Regions from separate parts of the Mus musculus genome. Here all the other regions are linked to region 3. Evidence: chromatin loops called from intact Hi-C (ENCODE). Cell type or tissue: gastrocnemius. All regions are shown on one strand. Region 1 has its middle 52 kb from the start of Smim13. Region 2 overlaps Gm32184 (a long non-coding RNA gene). Region 3 overlaps Tmem170b (transmembrane protein 170B). Region 4 has its middle 33 kb from the start of Smim13.

Evidence for each region. Peaks named below come from ENCODE experiments on the same cell type or tissue, not always from the same donor. Only the 100,000 strongest peaks of a DNase experiment are listed, where the experiment ranks them.
Region 1: it touches region 3 in a loop (3-fold over the local background); 8 of 42 quality-filtered maps call a loop at or near these places.
Region 2: a loop joins it to region 3, with 8 times the contacts of the local background. A loop is called at or near these places in 22 of 42 quality-filtered maps.
Region 4: it touches region 3 in a loop (3-fold over the local background); 20 of 42 quality-filtered maps call a loop at or near these places.

The regions. Positions count from the first base shown.
Region 1 is chr13:41,299,765-41,304,764 of GRCm38, forward strand. No RefSeq gene overlaps it. Among named protein-coding and RNA genes, the nearest start is that of Smim13, 52 kb to the left of the region's middle. In gastrocnemius, a CTCF peak has its summit at 3,103 (motif pointing right); DNase peaks (open chromatin) are centred at 1,766 and 3,124.
Region 2 is chr13:41,569,958-41,574,957 of GRCm38, forward strand. The region is part of intron 1 of Gm32184 (a long non-coding RNA gene); the gene reads right to left. Among named protein-coding and RNA genes, the nearest start is that of Tmem170b, 33 kb to the right of the region's middle. In gastrocnemius, a CTCF peak has its summit at 2,272 (motif pointing left); DNase peaks (open chromatin) are centred at 2,247 and 2,626.
Region 3 is chr13:41,632,469-41,637,468 of GRCm38, forward strand. It overlaps Tmem170b (transmembrane protein 170B), which reads left to right. Exons shown (of 3, transcript NM_001163572.2): 3 at 1,988-5,000. The coding sequence ends at 2,118. Among named protein-coding and RNA genes, the nearest start is that of Gm5082, 14 kb to the right of the region's middle. In gastrocnemius, no CTCF peak of the experiment used is centred here; a DNase peak (open chromatin) is centred at 2,262.
Region 4 is chr13:41,280,558-41,285,557 of GRCm38, forward strand. No RefSeq gene overlaps it. Among named protein-coding and RNA genes, the nearest start is that of Smim13, 33 kb to the left of the region's middle. In gastrocnemius, a CTCF peak has its summit at 2,848 (motif pointing right); a DNase peak (open chromatin) is centred at 2,854.

The DNA.
Region 1 (5,000 bases), 330 kb before region 3:
CACTTTAATACAGTTTCTCATGTGGTGGTGACTCCCAACCATAAAATCATTCCATTGTTACTTCATAGCTGTAATTTGGCTGCTGGTTTGAATTGTAATGTAAATATCTGCTATGTAGGATATCTACCATTTAAGCCCAGAAGGGTCATGATCTACATGTTGAGAACCACTGCCCTATTTACCTATGAACGTTTCAGGCTCTTAACCCCCATCAGTGCAGAAGTGCCATGTACTAATCTAGATGAACTGATCTCCCATCCCAAAGCCTTCTCCACCCATTCTATTCCATCCAATGTGAGTTCCAGGTAAACAGCCTGGCTGCCCATCTCCAGATGGGTTTTATAAGATGTTCCAGCTGTTGTTTCCCTTTACTGTGTCATACCCTTGCTGAGCTTGTGCCATAGCTTGTACGTTTCCTGATTAGCACCCGTGAGGGCTCAGAGCACTTGCTCTTAAGATGACAAGGGCTGCCACACCCTCTCTCAGTCTTCAGCCTGCTGCAGGGACAAAGGCTGACCCATGTCACAGGCATTTAGTTAGCGCTTAGATCCAGCCAGAGCATCTGGGTCTGGATGTTTGCAGGCTCTGATGACACAAGCTTGCATTTGTGAAATTATTAAAGTGGCCGAAGGCATGCCCTGAAAGGAAAAGGAGTAGATCCCACCTCTGTGGACATCTTTGAGAGCAAACTATATTAAAAGATGTTGGTGGTCAGACTTGAGGGGAGGGTAGTACCTCCTTGAAGGCTGACAGGCGATAAGCAAGAGGGAAGTCTGGCTGGGTTTACATTAGACTCTGAAGGAAGCTACAGGGCAAGGCTGGTGTGTGTGCAAATGACAAGGTAGATGCACAGTCTAGGACACTGTACCCCAGTGGGAGAGTGCCTGGGCAGCATGCATGAGGGCATAGGTTCAATCCCAGGTATCAGCCAAAGTGTGGGGGAGGGGAAGAGAGAAAAGAAAGGTGAGAGAGAATGAACTATTCTGCCCAGTCCTCTTGGGGTGGGAGAATTGGCTATGAGTTGCAAGTCCAGCCCCGGCTAGCACTGAACATTTGATTCTGTGTAAGTAGAAGCCACGCCTATGTGCATAATTGCAAGTGACTCAAGGTGTGTGTGGGGTAGCTAAAGAGAAAGTATAAAGAATAATTCAGGTAGAAATGATTAAAGAGAAAAGTTAGAAGTGAGGTGTTCAAACTATGGGGATGGCCAGTACACTGGGCATTGTTGTTGCCTTTGACCTAGATAGTAAGTTAGAGAAAATGGAAATACGTGAGCCATTAGCTACAAAAATCCAATTTCTATAGGAAAATTTTATTTTTAAAAAAGAGAAAAGGCAGATCAATTTCTTAGAAGAAACAAAACACACACACACACACACACACACACACACACACACACACATATATCCTTATAATTTGCTCATGGGTAATAGACCTTTCCTTCTCTGGCTAGCCTTCTGCAGGCTTTCTGTCTATTTTACCTGCTGGTATCCTGGTTCAAAGGCTGTGATGCACAGAAGTCCCGAGATCAAGTGGGTAACAAATGTCCTGGCTGGGTTGAGACAGTGCCTGGGTGATTAACATCAGACTCACATGAAAACTAAATCCAGAGGTAGGCTGGCTCTGCGTATGCCCTCTTTGCAAAGCAATACAAAGAGTCCACCAGGAGCTGTGGATACACTGTTAAGCCTGAACACTGCAAGAAGCCCAAATCCGAGAGTGTCTATTTAGTACTGGCCAGGAGGATGGACACGGGCCAGGTTCATACCCAGGATTCCCAGGAAGTGGCACTGTGCTAGATTAGTCGGGTGCTCATCAAGGCAGAACTCACAAGGTAGGGACATCCCATCTTCATTCAATCAGGGGCAAGCATACACCCTGACATACTAGGAGGTATGTGCCTCCTGCATATATGTGACCAAGCACGTCCTGTGCCGGTGAGGCAACCACCCTTGTTCAAGAGGTGACCCGTCCTTGGGGCTTACAGGTTAACTTTAGCTCTCGCACACACCACATGGAGACTACAGTTATCCAGCTACAGGAGAGGCATCTCTGCTGTCAGCTGTCAGTCTGAAAGTCCTCTGCAGACTCATCTCTTGGAAGCTCAGTAGCAGCACGGTCCCTGTTTGGAAGGCTACAGAGCCTGGCTGTCAGAGCGAGCCTTTGACCTTGTCCCTTGGGTCTATTCTATTTCCTGGTCGTCTGCCATAGTCTTCTCTCCATACCGTCTTTAGTGTGATGGATTGCAGCTCTCTGAAACCATGGTCTTCAACTAAGCTTTCTTCTCTCAAGTTGTTTCTGCTTGATGCAAAAATAACTAACACGTCATGGAAATGTGCTTCCACAAAGGGAAACAATACAGCAATAGCTTATGGGCATCCTGCCCTTTGAAGAGATTTTTGTTTTTATTTATTATATTTAAGGATCTTCTTCCTGGCACTCATGCTGGGTGACTCACGAACACCTGTAATTCTAATTCCAGGGGGTCAGACTCTTGATTCTGGATTGTGTGACACAGATGTATACACAGAAATAAAAGAAAATAAATATATTTAAAGATTCTGCAAAGTCCTATTTGATTTTCAAAAAGTCTCTTCCAATGTGTGTGTGTGTGTGTGTGTGTGTGTGTGTGTGTGTGTGTGTGTAGGGGTTCAGGGGGTGGGGGGAGACACATACAGAGGTGAGATCATTCATTTGTTAGCCAGTCAACAAACATGGAATGAGTTCCTGTGTGAACCACATCAGAAGGCAGAGATAAACTCATGGTCCAAGATGCCTTAGATATGATATATACATCATTATATATATATATATATATATATATATATGTGTGTGTGTGTGTGTGTGTGTGTGTGTGTGTGTGTATGTGTGTGTGTGTGTGTGTGTGTGTGTGTAAATAAAATACTGTTTTATGTGTTTCAGGGGCATTTCAAATTATCCCCAAACCTTGTTTTTCTAGCACTGAGACAAGCGTTCGTTAGCATCGCTATTTCACAGGATGGTTGGTGGAAGAATTGGTTATAACCCACCCCACCTCAGCTTCTCTATTTTCTCACCAGACCACAAGGGGGCCCTGTGTGCAGCATCTCTGAGATGCCTCTCTAGTTTTCCACACTGGACCACGAGGGGGCACCATATATAGTATCCCCGAGAGGGCTCTCAGAGAACACGACTTTAGATGAGCAAAATGCACCAAAGAATTGTTACAGAAGCAAAGGGGTGCTAGTTCTCTGCCCCTGGAGGATAAGGAACTCTTGGGAGCCCCTTCCCAACAGGGTGCGCTGTCTGAAATGGGCCAACACCCCCAGGTTTACCTCGGTCGCCAGCGGCAGAGTGCATGCTACTTTGTTTCTAGCTTGTGTTTCTAGGTACAGGTCTCTACAAGCCCTAGTGTTTCTCGTAGATCTTTTGTTCCCTTCCTTGTTGGTTGCCTTTTGCAAACAGGACTAGCACTAAACCCAAACCCTCTTTTGTCAAACCCTAGGCCCTTGCCTGTGTGGACTGGGTGTCTAGACAGGTTTCACTTTTTTTTTTTTTTGTTTGTTTCATCCTAAAAACACCCCTGCTCCCCTCCCCCAGTCCTTTGCTTTGATACTTCAACCTTGTGCAAGACTCTGAGCTAACTCTCTGTGCCCTTCTAACCAATCCTAAAGTGTCCCATTGGCCACCCGATGTCATTTTGCATAGGGATTGAATTCCCAAAGAGCTTGGATGTTCTCAATCCTGCCCCATCCACACACACCTTTTAGGCAGCTAGATCATAAAAGCGACTCATAAAGTGCCTTCTGAAGGATGGCCGCTAGGATGTGGGCAGGGGTCTGGTGTCTGCCTGTACCCGGGCTGCTGGGTAGGCAGGCCAGTAGAAATTAAGGGAGTGTTTTCATTCAACGGCATTCTTTGCTGACTCTGGTCTCCCTGGAAAACAGTCTGTGAGAAGATAACATAAGATACTCTCTCTGTTAGCTCAGTTTTTCTTAATTATAGTAGTTTGGGAGATGACTTAAATCATGTTCTGAGGCTCTGAAGTGATTTTTTTTTTCTATCCTTCATATTGCAAAGGAATTTTTTGCAACGTAGGTATGAGTATTTGCTGATTTTTCAGTTGTCCCATTTTATCCCCCGTGTTTTTACCTCTATGCACTAAAATCCTTTCGAGGTTGTAATATATGTATATGGGTGAGTGTGTGTGTATGTATATATGTGGGTATATATATATACATATATGTATGTATGTATGTACACACACACACACACATATATATATATGTATATGTATATAATATTTAACTAACCAACCTTCCTTCCTCTAAGTGTTACAGCTCTGAAGGGTATTCTGGCATTCAGGAGCCAAGGAGTACCACAAAAATCACACCGTACAACAAACCTCAGACAACAGATTTATTGGGAAAGACAAGAGGGTGGCCGCTTCTGCTAGTGGAGGAGCAGTTCAGGACTCAGCAGAAGGCAGGGTTTTGTGGGGGGGTGGTGCGGGGGCGGCAGAGCTTTCCAGGGTAGCCAGGGGTTGGAGGAATTATGGGAGGATATACATGTACTGGAAAGTAGACCTTGAGATGTATGTTATAGACATTCATCACACACAACACCACATGCATGCCATGGAACACACACCACATTTACAGGGAACCTGGTGCAGCTTCATGCACGGTCTTAGAGTAATTTGTTACGCAGCCTCTGGGGGACATCTCTTTCAGATCCAGGATAGAGAACAGCGGGCTCACTTCACGTAATAGCAATTGGCCAATCTCACAGCCAATCTATTCTCCGTATCCAGCCTCCCAGAATGCTTCAGGCTGTGGTTTACAGGCATCTGTCATTTCTTCTTTTAAATTTCTTTTTATTTTTGAGATTGTAATTTAATTAGCATGTTTCTCTGGTCCCTTTCCTCCCTCCAGATCCTCCCTCTTCTTCAAACACATGGCCTCTTTTGTCATTAATTGCAAGTGCATGATTTTGGTTTGGGATTTTTTTCCCTCAGGTTA
Region 2 (5,000 bases), 63 kb before region 3:
TTTAGCTGCCTGAGAGGCGAGTGACTTATGGAAAGGAAGTATTCCTTGGCACAAGTACAGACTCTGGCCACAGAACTACGGCCTTTTCATTTTTTTAAGAATCCAGGAGGTATGAATGGCCATTAATACCACAGAATGCCCACTTAGCATCTCACAGACTTGATTGAGAACTAACCTTAAACACGAGGCCATAGAAACCATCCTAGGAACAGGGCATATAGAAATGTTTCATTACCTCGGTCTTCTTGTACTGACAAGCTGCAGGGATCAGAGGACAGAAGAGTAGCCACGTGTTAAGTGTTATGGCCCACCTGAGTGACCTGAAAATCCCAATGACTTTGTCAGAGCTTGGAGACCCAGCCAATAATCCCTAAATAGTGTGAGGACTTATTACCCCTTCCACTTTACAACCACAAGTCAATTTGTGGGCCAAGACATCTCAGGAGCATAGTGTGACACTCTTTGGGATTTTGAGAAGTAACTGGGAGGTCTTCGAGATATCCTGAGGCTCTCATAATCCAAAATTTGTAGTGAAGCCTTAGCAGACAGCCTTTGCTATATAACCAACGAGTCACAGAGAAGTGTGTGTGACACATGAATGTGAACCAGTAAACTGAAAATCAGCACTGTCATGCACACACACATGCACACACACCCTATACACAACACACATACACAACACATACACCACACACACAGACACATACTACACACACCACATATACAGCACACATATCACACACATACCACACACACACACCACACTCACATACACAAACACACACACAGACACCACACATACAAAATTAGGACCTAAGTCCACAGATTCACCTTACCTCTGTGTTTACATGTGGGTTTTGTTGTTGTTGTTGTTAATGAAGTCTAGGGTAGATATGTTTTGATATGATCAGTCCTTCATTAGTTTGCCTAGTGGCTCATGAGAAAAAATGGTAGGTGTTCTCAGGTAGGGGTTGAGTCAAAATTGAAGGATTATTAAAAAAAAAAAAGAACTGAAGAAAGAAAGGAATGAGGGAGGGAGGGAAGGGGAGAGAGAGAAGAAAGAAAGAGAGAAAGAAAGGGAAAGAAGAAAGATGAAGAGAGACAAAAAGGAAGGACGGAGCGAGGGAAGGAGGGAGAGACGGAGGGAGGGAGGGAAAGGGAAGAGAAGGGAAGGGAAGGGATGGAAAGAAGAAAGATATAGAGTGATAGGAAGGAAAGAAAGAAGGAAGGAAGGGAGGGAGGGAAGGAAGGAGGGAAGGAATGAAGGAAGGAAGGAAGGAAGGAAGGAAGGAAGGAAGGAAGGAAGGAAGGAAGACAAAAACAACAAAAACCAGTTCTTCAAAGCTCAATCTGCCCCTAGCCTCTGTCTCCCTTTGATTTATACTCTACCATGTTGTAAAGTCTCAATCTTGTCTTCAGACACTGGAATCAGAGGTGCTGACTACAACGCTGTCTTTATTCTCCAGATCACTGGCCTGTCGAAGCTTGACTCCCCTTGATCCAGCTCAGGGCCACTGCAGCGTTCTCCCAGACTCACATAGAAGCTGCCATTTTGACTACAGGTTGCCAACGCTCTTGGATTAGCGTGCACAATTATGGGCAAAATCTGCTTCCCATTTGTCAGGAAAGCAGGAGTCTTACAATGTGTTTGGTTCCTGCAATTAATTCACTGTAAGCAATTTGGTCCCCAGATTCCCTGCAGTGAGAATAGCCGGCCATTTTCACAGTCATTGAACCATTAAATCCCTGTGTATACAAAACAAAGAACTAGGAAAGAATGTTGAGTAAGAGTTACTTAAAATGGTGATACAAATGTTACCCTTTCAGTAACCGTCCTAGCGTGATATATAATACACAAATATACTGATGCCTACGAGCATGGAATACAGAAATACTGTCTGTGTTGTGTCAGAAGCCAGAGGCAGCACAGAATGTGGTTGTCACAGTCACACGTTAGAGCATTGTCTGGGAATTACAGGCTTCTAGATCCCCTCTCCTTTTTCAGGAAATGCTACCTGCCCTGCTGCACCCAAAATACAGGAAAGGTAGAGTTTCTCTCCCTTCTGTCTGTAAACCAGGATGGAGGCTAAGTTACTTATCACAACAAAGTGTCTTGAGTTTCAGAGAGCATTTCCTCCGAACCTTCCCTGTGGCCAGTGTCTTGAATTTGAAGGCTCTTGTCAATTTCACCTTCTCAAAAGGACAAAGATAAATTAGGCACTGGTTCCCCCTGGTGTTTGATTGTGGAACTATACTTCCAAGATTCACCGATGGGTTTCTGTTTGTGGCGGGACAGTTTGCCCTCTGGTGGAGACCACAAAAACAGCCAAGATGCTAATTAAATATTTGTTTATTGAGTTTAAAGCAGTGAGTATTAATTCAAAGCACAAATTTTTAAATACGAAAATTACAAATCACTAACTATCACACACACAAAGAGAGCAAGCAGTTACATTTGGTAGGCATAGTGCTTAGGACTTGGTTGGTACAGGTTTAGTGGGAGTGATCACCCCCTAACACAGGAGATTCACCGGACAGTAATCACCTGCTCTCAGACATGGCATCTTGGGCCCTGGAGCAGGCAAACGCATGGTTCTGCCTAGAGATGTGTTTTTCATACAGTGTAACCAGCTGGTGCTGGCTTGTAGGCTTACATGGTTGGTGGCTGCCTCGTTGGCTCATGGCATCCAAGGAAGTGTGCCAAGAAAGAGAACCTAGAAAATTCTAAGCTCCCTCTCATGACCCACCTCAGAAGTCACCAGTGTCAGCCTGAGCTATTGATAGAAGTGGCTTCACCCAAGCTCACAGACAAAGAACATAACTCATCCTCCCGCCTAGAAGTGTCATGTCCCAAGGGAAAAAGAGGACTGGGTGTAACACATGTATTTGAATGGCCGTCTTCATAAAAATGTGATCAAACTATAGTGATTTTATTTCATTCTTTTCCAAACTCTGAGGTCAGTACCATCATTATCCCAATTTTGCTCTTCAGTGAATAGGGTCAAAAGTACTTTTTTTTTTTTTTAAAAGACTTCTTCATAACATCGGAACAGATCAAGCCCTACTAAATCTGTGGATTTGTGTGGGAGGAGGGAGGCAAATCTGTCCCCAGACAAGACTGTTAAGTTAATGTTTATTAGTGTACCAAAGACTGATACACTTCCAATCAATGAAAATATAAACCCACAGGATAGTGACAGACACAGCAGCTCCAAGGAAGAACACTACCAGGCTGACTTGGAGTCATCTATTATTCTGCAAGATCCAGCCAGTTCTTGCAGGAGAGACTAGCCACATAGCAATATGACAGAGATTACTGAGTTGGCTTTTGTGCTTATTGTCTTGACAGGAGGCCAGCTCCTATTTGCTCATCTCCACTGTGACAGCACTGACCTCATAGATCAAGGACTCTAGGTAGGAATTATTCCAATGGCCAATGCTAAGTAGATGGAAACGGGAAAGGTCTGTTGTTTGACTCTTCCTGGGGAGTCTTTATCTTTCCCCTCCAGATAGAGAGGACCAAGACAAAGGACCCCTGTAGACAAGTTCAGCTTGGTGAGCAAAAGAGTTCATTTTGCTCTATCATTGGCTGGGTAGAGTCTGCAACAGGTGGCAGCTGATGCTGCACTCAAGGATGCTCGATGAAGCAGCATCACCAAGTGGCAGGTTCTGTAGATGCCACATGGGTAAAAGTATGACATGCACAATTTGTTTCAGAACAACCCTTGTGGAAACAATGTGTAAAATCGGTAAAAAGGTGATTTCCTCTGTACCTTCTAGTAATGGGTACTTAAGTAAAAGTAAAATGAGCTAATGTTTATTGAGTAGTTAGTCTACCCCAGGAGGTCACGTTGCTTCTGCCTGAAGTCATTATTTGTCTCATTTCACAGATGAGCAAAGAAAATAACAAGATAAGTACAGACACTGCTTTGATTCTCCAAGTGAGAGATGGGGAGGTAGGGGAACCAGTCCCATAGTGCTCACGGATTTAGAAATGATTTCATTGTTACATCAATGACACAGAGATGATACATTTACTTCAGTATGTTAATAACTAGTCTTTGGACGATCTTAAAAATAACACCAGTTTTAAAATTCTACTTCCTGTTTGCTCATTGCTGGTGAATAGAATACAATTGCCCCTGTAGTATCCTGAAATATTGCCAAACCAAACTGAAGGATTTTTAAATCAATTCTGTGGTATTGTCTGTGTAGACAACTATTGCTCGCCGAATAGAAGTTTTCTTTCTTCTTGATCTGTATTTCACTTAACTAATTCATCTTGACTTTTTATACCAGCTAAGAAGTCCAGCATAATGCTAACTAGGATATTAGGAGTAAATACCTTCTTTTTTTTTAAATCTTAGGAAGAAAGCCTTCAGTATCTGACCTTTTCATTTATATATACATATGTACATATGCATATACATATACAAATGTTTCCTCTTTAGTCTGTTAATATATTAACTGATTTTATAAATGTTTAGTGTATCAGTGTTTTACTTGCATGTTACAGCTGTACATCACATGTGTGCCTAGTCCCTGAAGAGGCCAAAAGAGAGCATCAGGTTGCCTGGAATTAGAGTCATGGATGTTTGTGAACTGCTGAGTGGGTTCTGGGAATTGAACTCAGGACCTTTTGACTGCTGAACCATCTCTCCAGCCCCTAAATTGATTGTCTAATATTGTACCACCTATATGTCTGGAATGAATCTCACTCAGTCATCACACATTTTTCTTTTATGTATTAAAGGAGTTAATTTTTAAATATTTACTTGGAGTTATGCTTAAGAGAGGCACTGTCCTGTGTCTCATTTTGGTAACATATTCATTTGTTTTTCTTCTAATGTAAAACTGGTTTGTTAAAGGGCAGAGAGGGTTTTGTTCTCTGCTATGTTACTAAACAGTTTGGATAGAAAGAGTACTATTTCTTTTTTGATTTGATAAAATTAATTGATAAAGATATTGGAATTTTACTTGTAGAAAGTTTCATATTACGA
Region 3 (5,000 bases):
GCCTTCTTATTTGCTGTATTCTCAACATCCATGGCTACGTCTCTTGGCTCTTGTGATTGGTTCATCTTCTGTTTCTATTTTCTCAGTAGGGCCTTAGTTCTTAGACCTCTGTGGTTTTGTAGTGTATCATGGAGGTGCTTTGGTCTAGTGAGTGTGTCCTAGGTAATTCAGAGTTAGGGTAGCCATCTGTTCATGGTCTGTTCTTTCATATGGATTTCAGAGTTTATCTACTGAATCCCCCCACCCCTCGCCAAGCATGAGTGTGGTGCTGTTAGAACCCACTTGGGAAGCTCTGGGATGTTTGGGGGTGTGACGTGACGTGTCCACTTAAGGAACCCATCCTCCCTCTCATTAGAGAGAAAGCTGCTTCCTCAGTAGGAGTCGTGTGCTTTGCACACCTCCTGAACACTGATGTGCATGGTAGTTCTTGGTCACACTTTGGTTGTACTGGTGTGAGGAAATCGTGTGCCTCTTGGGTAGTTGTGTTTAGGAAGAATTCACAGAGGCCTGGTGCAGTGAAGAGGTGAGTGGACTGCGGACAAGCTAAGCATTAAGTCAGGTACAGACTGGGACTGAAGAAACAACTGAAGTGTAGTCAAAGATAGAGAATCTAAAATGTAACATTTATTCAACAGTTACATGCTACTAAGTGTAAAATGTCAAAATGAACTTAAGGAGGAATACTAATGGAACAGTATCTTTAAATCACTGAAGTGCTGAAGCCACACACACACCCCCCACGCCCAATCTCCAGGCCCAAATACAGTATTTGGAGCATCCCTACCAGAATTTTAAGGAACATTTACCCTCCCTCCTTTTTAATCCAAATTATTGCAGAAAATAGAGTAAAATTTGTATGATTTTTGCTGAGACTGGTCTGGCCATGTCAGGAAAGACAAAAAGGGGTAAAGGCAGCATGGGCTCCAGGAATACTGCCCCTGGGTGCAGAGGTTACTTGCTGACATCTAGGGCTTTGCTGTTGGTTTTTAAATTTTATATATTTGTATATAGGCATTTTACCTGCGTGTATGTCTATGTACCACTTATGTGTCTGGTGCCCATGGAGGCCAAACAGGGCATTGGATCCCTTGGAGTTAACGGATAGCCATGGGCTACCATATGGTTGCTAGAAATTGAACCCAGGTCCCTTGAGAAAGCAGTGGTTGCTGTGAACACCGAGCCATCTCACCAACCCATGTTTGCTTGAGAACTCACTGAGAACCACCTGCCTCTGCTGAGAGAGAGAGAGAGAGAAAGAGAGAGAGAGAGAAAGAGAGCGAGCGGTGGTTGAGGGTGCTGTTGCACCTGGCCCTCTGCCTTTTCTTCTCTCCTACTTTTCCTTTATTGCCTCTCCCCTCCTCTCCTCTTTTCTCCTGCCCACCCTCCTTTCCTTCTAACCTCCCTTCCTCCCTTCCCACTTTCTTCCCTGTGGTTTTAAGGCCCTCTCTTTCGTAGTATACTGAACCCATCCACTTGGTTTCCAAGTTTACAGCTGTGGTTTTATTTTTAGCCTTTTCTTCTTTTATGATGGCATGGTGTGAGGTAGGACCAGGATGGCTATTCCAGCACCGTAAGTTGAGTTATGAGGCACTGATAGTTCCTCCTGCCGTGACTGCTCTCTAGAGTTAGTGCCCAGAGTGCTGGGACCAGTACCTATTTCTTTCCTTTTCAATATGTGCATTTTAAGGGGATGGATGAGAGTGTATTCTGGAGTAAACATGAGTGTCAGTTCTTATTGAAAAGATCCTCACATTAAAAGTGCTGAGAGCGTGAACTGTGGACTGTAGAGTTCCGTTAAAAGCACCGTTCTTGGGTTGTGTGGTTCTGTGGGGTTTGGGAACGGTTAACCAGCCGTGTGGAGGAGATCCTCAGTCAGGTGAAGAGTGGGGAAGGTTTTCTGTTTAGGTAACTGAAAGGTGACTTGCCGCAGGCAGCCGTGCGTGTGGCAGGTGGGGCCCTGGATGACTCTGCTCTGCTTCCCTCCCAGGTGCAGCAGTGGCCGGCATCTACAGAGTGGCTGGGAAGAACATGGCCCCGCTGGAAGCCCTGGTGTGGGGCGTGGGGCAGACTGTGCTGACACTCATCATCTCCTTTTCAAGGATCCTCGCCACACTCTGAGTTCTGAGGGAATGTCTTCTTCACTAAGGAAACGTGTGGACAGAGTCCCCGGAAATGTGTGGTTAATCAGCTGAAATGAAGTGGTACAAGCAGGGACCCAGCAAGAAAAACCTAGGGAAGACCTTGAGCCGTGTGGCAAGCCTGCCCTCTGGCGTCCAAACGTTTGCACTACCGCACTGCACCTTACGTGCCTCCATCCCAGGCAAGGTGCACAAGACTCTCTGTGAAGCTGCAAGAAGAAGCACCTTGTTTAGTTGCCAATCAGGTTAACATTGGTGTTGAAACCGTCGTTCTCAACGGTGTTGTGTTAAGTTACAGGAACGTTTTGAGAAATTGATCTATGTGCCAAACTTTCCTTTCTGTTAACATTGATCATGTGACAGTTTGCAAGTGTAGACATAGGTGAGTGCTGTGAGTATACTTGACATGGATTCAGGTAACGTAGCCAGGCTTAGCTTTGTCGTGTTAATCCCATGAGTGTTGGATAGTGGGCTTTCAATACCAAGGATGGTGTTCGGTTTGTTAAGCTGAGTGTTCTGGAACTTGGGGCTTTAATCTGTCTCTGTGTTGTTATTTAATTTATGTGAAAACCACTGGTCTCCTCAGTGGACGACTAGCTGAGCTGTTCTATGGACTCAGACTTGTAGGGTGCATACTTTTCAGTAACCTACACCTTTCATAGTTTCCCTCATATATCATATTCTATTTATATGGATCAAACCTTTATGAGTCAAACACATTGTCACTTGTGTGTCATAAAAATATAATTTACATTTTTCTTATAAATTTTGTAAGGAAAAGTCTAAAATGCATGTTGCATTCTTCAACCCTTCTAAAGGTTTTTGCCTCCATCTCACAGAATATTCTAATTCATTGCAGTGGGATTGTGTGCACTGTGTACGTGTCTTGAGTGTCTTGGATTCTATAGTACTAACTGCTTAGAGAGTGGCCTAAATTAGGCTCTGGGATTAAGAATGCTTCATTTATAGGAAAATAATAAGTACCTTACATAGGAAGAGCAGTAAACTGTCTCCCTCTGTGTATGTGGCAGGGAGAAAATTACACTTGGGAAGACTGAGGACTGAGTGGATGGTTTTCAAGTTGGCAGTTAGTCTGAGTGTATCAAGACAATGCAGAACCTTTATCTAAGCGGGGATGTTAGCGGTGTGGTTTAAGTTTGTGATTCTAAGTTATTACCTGAGTCGAATAGAGTCTCAGGTCACATTCATTAACAGTGGAAATGTACTTTGTTTATAAAACCTTTTAGGAGGTTTAGAAAAACACACAGTTGTTTATTACAAATACAGGAAGTTGGGAAAGTACAGACCCTGGTTGAACTGAGTGTGTGTGTGTGTGTGTGTGTGTGTGTGATAACCAGTTGTAACTACAAACGTGCTAACTTAAGGGAAGATCCATTGTAGAAATTATGAATTTATAGGTAATCTAAAGAATAGCATAGCACCTTGAGCTCCTTGACGTAGTTTGGTTGAAGACGTTTATTATCCATGCCCCTTTTCCCTAACAGAGAATGCATTATCAGTTTCGGGAGGAGCTGCTTTGCCAGTGCATCAGCCAACTTAGACTTACTAATAACGTGGCTTGGAAATTTAACAACCCAAAAATCAACCAAGAAGCAAAGCTATATCCTTAGAGATGTCAGAGAACAAGCCTGAAATTGATTTCTTCTGCTGTGCCCAGGCCTGCTGCTCTTCCCATGCATTCTTTGTATTCTTGCTGTTTTCTAAACTTAAACGTGAGCATCTTTTCCAGGTAACCCCAGTTTTCTCTCCTGTTTGGCTGGCTTTGCTCTTGTCAGCAACTCAGAGCTTTGTGTGCCAGCGTGAGACTTAACTGTCTCTGACATTGACTTGTGTACAGAACAAATATTTGTGTTAACATGGTTATCTTATGATCTGAGAAAGTTATCATGTTAAAGTAATACGGAGCCCATTGTTCAAATCTAAAACTAACTAAAGATTACCTTGATACATTGACTATGTGAATGAATGGACCAAAGAGAATTGCGCTTGTTTTGTGCTCTAGGGTGAAAGTCTAAGGGGGTTAGTTACCTCTTTAGAGACTGTCCTGCGGTCATCTCATTGTCAAGCTAATTTGCATTAAGAATTGTGTTCATGTGTGCACTTTTAATTTGATGGGCATTTTTAGTTTCTTCAGTTATTTCCATTGGGATTTTGTGTAACTATCAACTCTTGGTATTTTGAAATGCAATTGAGTAGTGTGGATTTATGAAACTGTCTATATATCTATTTATATGGTAAAGTTTTCAAGAAGCTGTTTCTTATAGAGACAAAGTGTTTAATGAAATATATATATATATACACATAAGAATATCATTATATATACATATATAGATAGCTATATATGAATACAGTCCAATTGGAAAGCTTTGTTTGATGAACATTTTCCTGTTCTTCTGGAGAAGTTGATACATTTGTTTGGTTAAATGCTCTTTGAAATAGACTGGAGGGTATTTAAGGGTTTGCTGGAGACCCTTGTTTTGGATCTGACAAAAGCTCTCACTGACATAGTCAGTTCCATTTTCTTAAAAGCTCAGCCATGGATTAGCAGCACATTTTCTTCCTTAGCACCCCATCTCATGTGACCAAGAGCCTGATCACCATACAGTTCCATCAGCTTCTCAGGAGACATGGTTAACTCAAGTCCTCGTGTGTGTCAGCTCAGCCAGTGGTAAAGGCTTACCCAGGATTCTTTCTTAGTATTCGAAACACAGAATTCCATGGCTCCTTTTCTAAGCCTTCAGGAGATTTTTTTTTTTTTTTTTTTTTTTTTGGTGAAAGAAGGGAAATTAGGTGTGTTGTGAAGAACAAGGATAATTAAGATCTGAGGATGCTATAGAAAAC
Region 4 (5,000 bases), 350 kb before region 3:
CCTCTCTGGGGCTATTGAGGCGCTGCTGCCCACTGGGTTTGAAGGAAGACACAGAGCCCAGAGACAGTGTGTCCGGGATCTTGGTGCAGCTGTGAGTGCTGAGGGGAGAAGGCTGTCTCTGAGGACTTCAGTTTTCCAGTTCTCTTTGATGAACTTCGGTGAAACAGCTTGTGCACATACACTTTACTCAGGGTGAACAAGGGCCATGAGTGAACCTTGCAGTGTGGGAAGGCTGAGCTTCTTCAGGGCGAATGTAAATCCCTGGCTGGAGCTAATGACTGGGAGAGCCTCATCTGCATGAAGAGGCATTCCAGGAATCCCAGGTGCCTGAGAGCAGGTTCTCACCTGGACTTTTGCCAAGGGCTGTGAGACACTTCTCCTGACATTCCTCCTGTGGAAGACCTGGAGGGTCAGGCTACTCAGATCAGGCAGAGAAGAGGAAACCCAGCTAAGAAAACGAAGCCCTCCATTTTGCACTGAGCTCAGGAAAGCTTTCCAGACGTACTAGACTACAACCTTGGTAATGGGGTCCACCGCTTCCTTGTGCTAGACCCTGCTCAATAGCTGCCTCTGGGACATCACTGGCAGAATCCAAGGGACAGTTTTTAGTCCTCAGGTTGACCTGGACACTTCCTGTGGTCCTTCCTTCCTTCCTTCCTTCCTTCCTTCCTTCCTTCCTTCCTTCCTTCCTTCCTTCCTTCCTTCCTTCTTTCCTATGTATGTCTTCTTGGCTTCCATGGCATAAATTCTTGATTGTATTTCTGCTCATTTGGCCCCACCCCTATCCCATGAATAGCTTGAAGCTGAACCTCACAGCTCACAAGCCTTAGTTCTAGCTCTGTTCTCACCCTGTGCTCTTTCTCTGGGCCATTGTACTCGTGGCCTCAAATGTCTCTTCAGCCTGGACTCCTGCTTCTCTCCTTTGAGCCAACAATCTTTGTATCACTTTCTTGGCCGTCTTAAATACTGACCAAGGGACTGGGAAGGTGGTAGGTTTGTATGAATGTTGCAAAAGCATGAGGACCTGGGTTCTGATTTCTAATACCCGGGGGATGGGGGGGGGGATGGGGGGTGGGCTGTGGTCTTGGGAAGTCTGAGTGGTGGGGGAGGTGTACAGATTGACAGGTATGCGTAGCCCTAATGTCTTGGGTACAGAGACTAGTGGATGCCTTGAGCTCACTGGCTAACCTGCCTAGCCAGATCAGTGAGCCCCAGAGTCAGGGAGAGACATTGTGAGAGAGAGAGAGAGAGAGAGAGAGAGAGAGAGAGAGAGAGAGAGAGAGAGAGAGAGAGAGAGAGAGAGAGGAGAAAAGAGAAGAAAAGAAAAGAAAAGGTATGGCTCTGTGATAGTTAAAAGTAAAAAAGTGACCAAAGTATACACTCTCAACATTGACTTCTGACCTCCATACGTGCATGCACATACCTCCAAACATGTTTATGTGCATACATCCACACAAATATAATATATGCATATATATATATGCATATGTATATATATATATATATATATATATGTACATATATGTCCCATGCAAACACCACACACACACACACACACACACACACACACACACACACACACGTCAAACTCAACATCAAATTTATATATAATCCTTTCTAACCTGCTGTTCTTCCAGTGCCCCTAAAAAATTGCTCCTCAGCAGCCACCGTGTGGTCCCTCCCACCTCCCTGCCTCATGTCCAACTTCATTGGGCCTTGTTGAGTCTCCTGTTCCATACACCTTTCTCCATGACACGGTTACCCACTGCATTATAGCAAGTGCTTGTAGAATATTAGCTTTCCTAAGATGGATTTTGTAGTGATCAGTATATTCCATGTGTTTTACAGGGATCACATGACTCAGTACAGATGACATGTTCACCACGCCCTGCATTTTCTTACCATTGCTTTGCCCATGCAGACGATGCTAACAGTGGATTAGGTCCTTATGGTCTGTCTCCGGTGCTTTCTCCTCACTGCCACAAGAATGAAACTCAACTTTGTTGCCCCTTTGCTTGTCATGTGTAAATGGGTTCCTTGTGGTTTATGGAAAAAAAAGAAGAAAAGAGAGGTTGACATCTTTAATGTGCTCTTTTCTACCTGACTGCATAGATGAGCCCTTCCAGGATTCAAACCTACCTACCCCTCATCTCCATGTCTACAGCTGTGGGAGACACCTTGCTTGCACCAATGCGTGGTCCTCCTCCTGCAGGCGGTGAACACTTGCCTCCCCACTCCCCACCTTCTGGTCACTCTTCCTGTTTCAACTCATAAGTCACACCCTGGGGAAGGCTCTCCTGACCATTCATCGCCCCTTCTAGATCATTCGTCTGTTATTTAGTCTCAGCAAACCCACTTCCTTCGCTTTTGAGGTCTGATCACAGACAAGGAGTCGACGTCTGTCACTAGGATGAACTATCAATATTTTAATACATTTTAGGACTTATATCAAAATAACACTTCAGTCTGCTGGCTGCTGTATCCAGTCTTCTTGTTGGACTCCAAGCCTGAACGCCATGCTGCTCGATCTTGTCTCAGCATCAGAAACCTTGCCACTTAATGTAGCCAACAGTGAGCAGAGTCTGTTAATGAGATGCTTATTTTGCCAGCCTCTGGTTCCACTTCGTTTGTTTTTTTGTTTGTTTGTTTGTTTTTTTGAGACAGGGTTTCTCTGTATAGCCCTGGCTTGTCCTGGAACTCACTCTGTAGACCAGGCTGGCCTCAAACTCAGAAATCCGCCTGACTCTGCCTCCCAAGTGCTGGGATTAAATTCTTGTCCTATTTTACACCCCTAGGAAGAGGGCAAAAGATTCTGTCCAATAAACAGAATAAGCAGCGTTTGACCACAAGGTGGCGACAGTCTTTAAGACTTAGGATCAAGAATTGCTTCTATTCCAGTGTGGTCAGGAGAGTGCGCTTTAAAGGGGTGTTGTGGATAGAAGTTTGGTATCTATGGCATCCTATTTGGGGCCATAGATGTGAGGTGTAATCAGGCATACGGCAGTGAGGGTGAGTGTGTCAGTCACTGCTTAAAGTAGAACAGAGTCAAGTGAACATATCTTTGGGCCAGGGCAGCAGGTCAGCCACCCTCCCCCTCCCCTACCTCCCCAAAGGTGAGTTAGGTAGCTGTAATTCCAGTCCGTATGACTTCCACTGGGGAAGGGCTGAAATGTAAAGAAAAGGCTAGTCAAAGATTTAAAATCTCATCTCCCGGTGAAAGCAGAGACGTTTGGAAGACGAGCGGGAAAGGGCGATTAACCGAAAGGCCTCATGGGAGCGTGGAAACGACGCTTTCTATTGACCAGTGCCTTCAATATGAAAAAAAGATACTTTTTCCTGTATTGTTTTCATGGAACCTCATAGCTTTGCCGTAAGGATAGAGGGTAGAGAAGATATTATCCTCACGAGTAAAGAAACGGAGGCGAAACAGGTCCCAGGATGTGATGTAGCTTGACGGTGGATGCCATGATTAAGCACCAAGCACCTGGGCTCCTGTCTTGTCGCTTAGGTAAATGTTTTCTGTTTTAGAAGCTTCCAGGTCACTTTGTGTCATCCAGCACAAAGGAAAACACAGTCTGATGCAAACACTAAGCGGAGAATATCTGCGAGCCAATAGGGCAGGCAGACTTGCTTGGCCTACTTTTATTCTTTATTTAAGCCTGTCTTATCTTGCCTTCCCCTACAGATGTATAATCTTAGGTAATAGCCATTTCTTATAACTAGTGCTCCATTGTCTTCTGGCTCCTGTGGTTGACGATGAGAAAAATTTGAAAGGTACAAATTGTCGTCTTTTTGAAAGCAGTCTTTCCTGTTGACGGAAAGGCACGTTGAGGCGTACAGAGTGTGTCAATGGAGGGTTTGGTCCAGCTATGCTGAGGGTGGCTACTTGGGCTAACAAGAGTTCCAGTTGATCAGAAAAGGTACAGCTGAATGGGGTTGAAGTGGATCTGGTTTGAGAAAGAAGGGAGGGGGAAGGAGGGGGAGGGAGGGGGAGGGAGGGGGAGGGAGGGGGAGGAAGATTAAGGATATTATAGCACACTGGTTGCTACAACTGAGTGGGTAGACAGGATGCTTGTCATTCATTATTGACTCTCTGCCATTCACCTTGTTACTCATTTCAAGTAAGAATCAGAACAGATGCCAGGTAGATGCCTTAGTGAGCAAAGGCCATTGCCTCCAAACCTGCTGACACGTGTTGGAGCTCTGGTACCCACATGATGGAAGGACAGACACAATTCCCATAAGCTAGCCTCTGAAGTCCACCATGTACTCTGACAAATGTGTGTCCCTAGACACAGACAGACAGACAGACAGACAGACAGAAAGACACACAGGCACACACATACACATACACATACACACACACACACACACACACACACTATTAAAAAAAATTAAAAATGATTGCAGCAGGCAGGAGCATCTTCCAAGTTGCGCACTCTAATGGTGCCCATTAGGACCTAAGTTGAAGGGACTGAAGGCTAACTTAACCAGATCACAAGACTCTGGAGCCCAGGAATGTGACTGTTCCTCATCACCCATGTCAACTAGGTCTGATAAGTGTTTTTCATACCCCCTTTATTTGTTTCTGCACCCTCTGCTCTCTCTTCACTGGCTACTCTTGTTAGAAATAAATCACTATGGCCATTTTCAGTATGTGGTGTCTTTAGAGTTCCTTAATCATACAGTAAATCTTTGTATGAATATACATAGATAGTTCAAATACAATTTTCTCATCTTGTCTGGTGGGGCTTCCTCCAGGAGCCGAAGACAACCTAACAAAACTATTAATACCAGGCATGAGAAGCCCTTTATTTTTGAGCTGTTGTTCAGGGTTGTTCAAGGGACTCTCAAAACATGACAGACTATCACTATTGCTCTTGGTTGCTCCTAGAGGTGGAAGTTAAGTCCACATTGCTGAAGACACCACATGTGTACTTCAGACACAGGGCCCAGAGGCTCCTGAGCTGGAACTGACCTGAACGCCTCCTCCCTGAGGA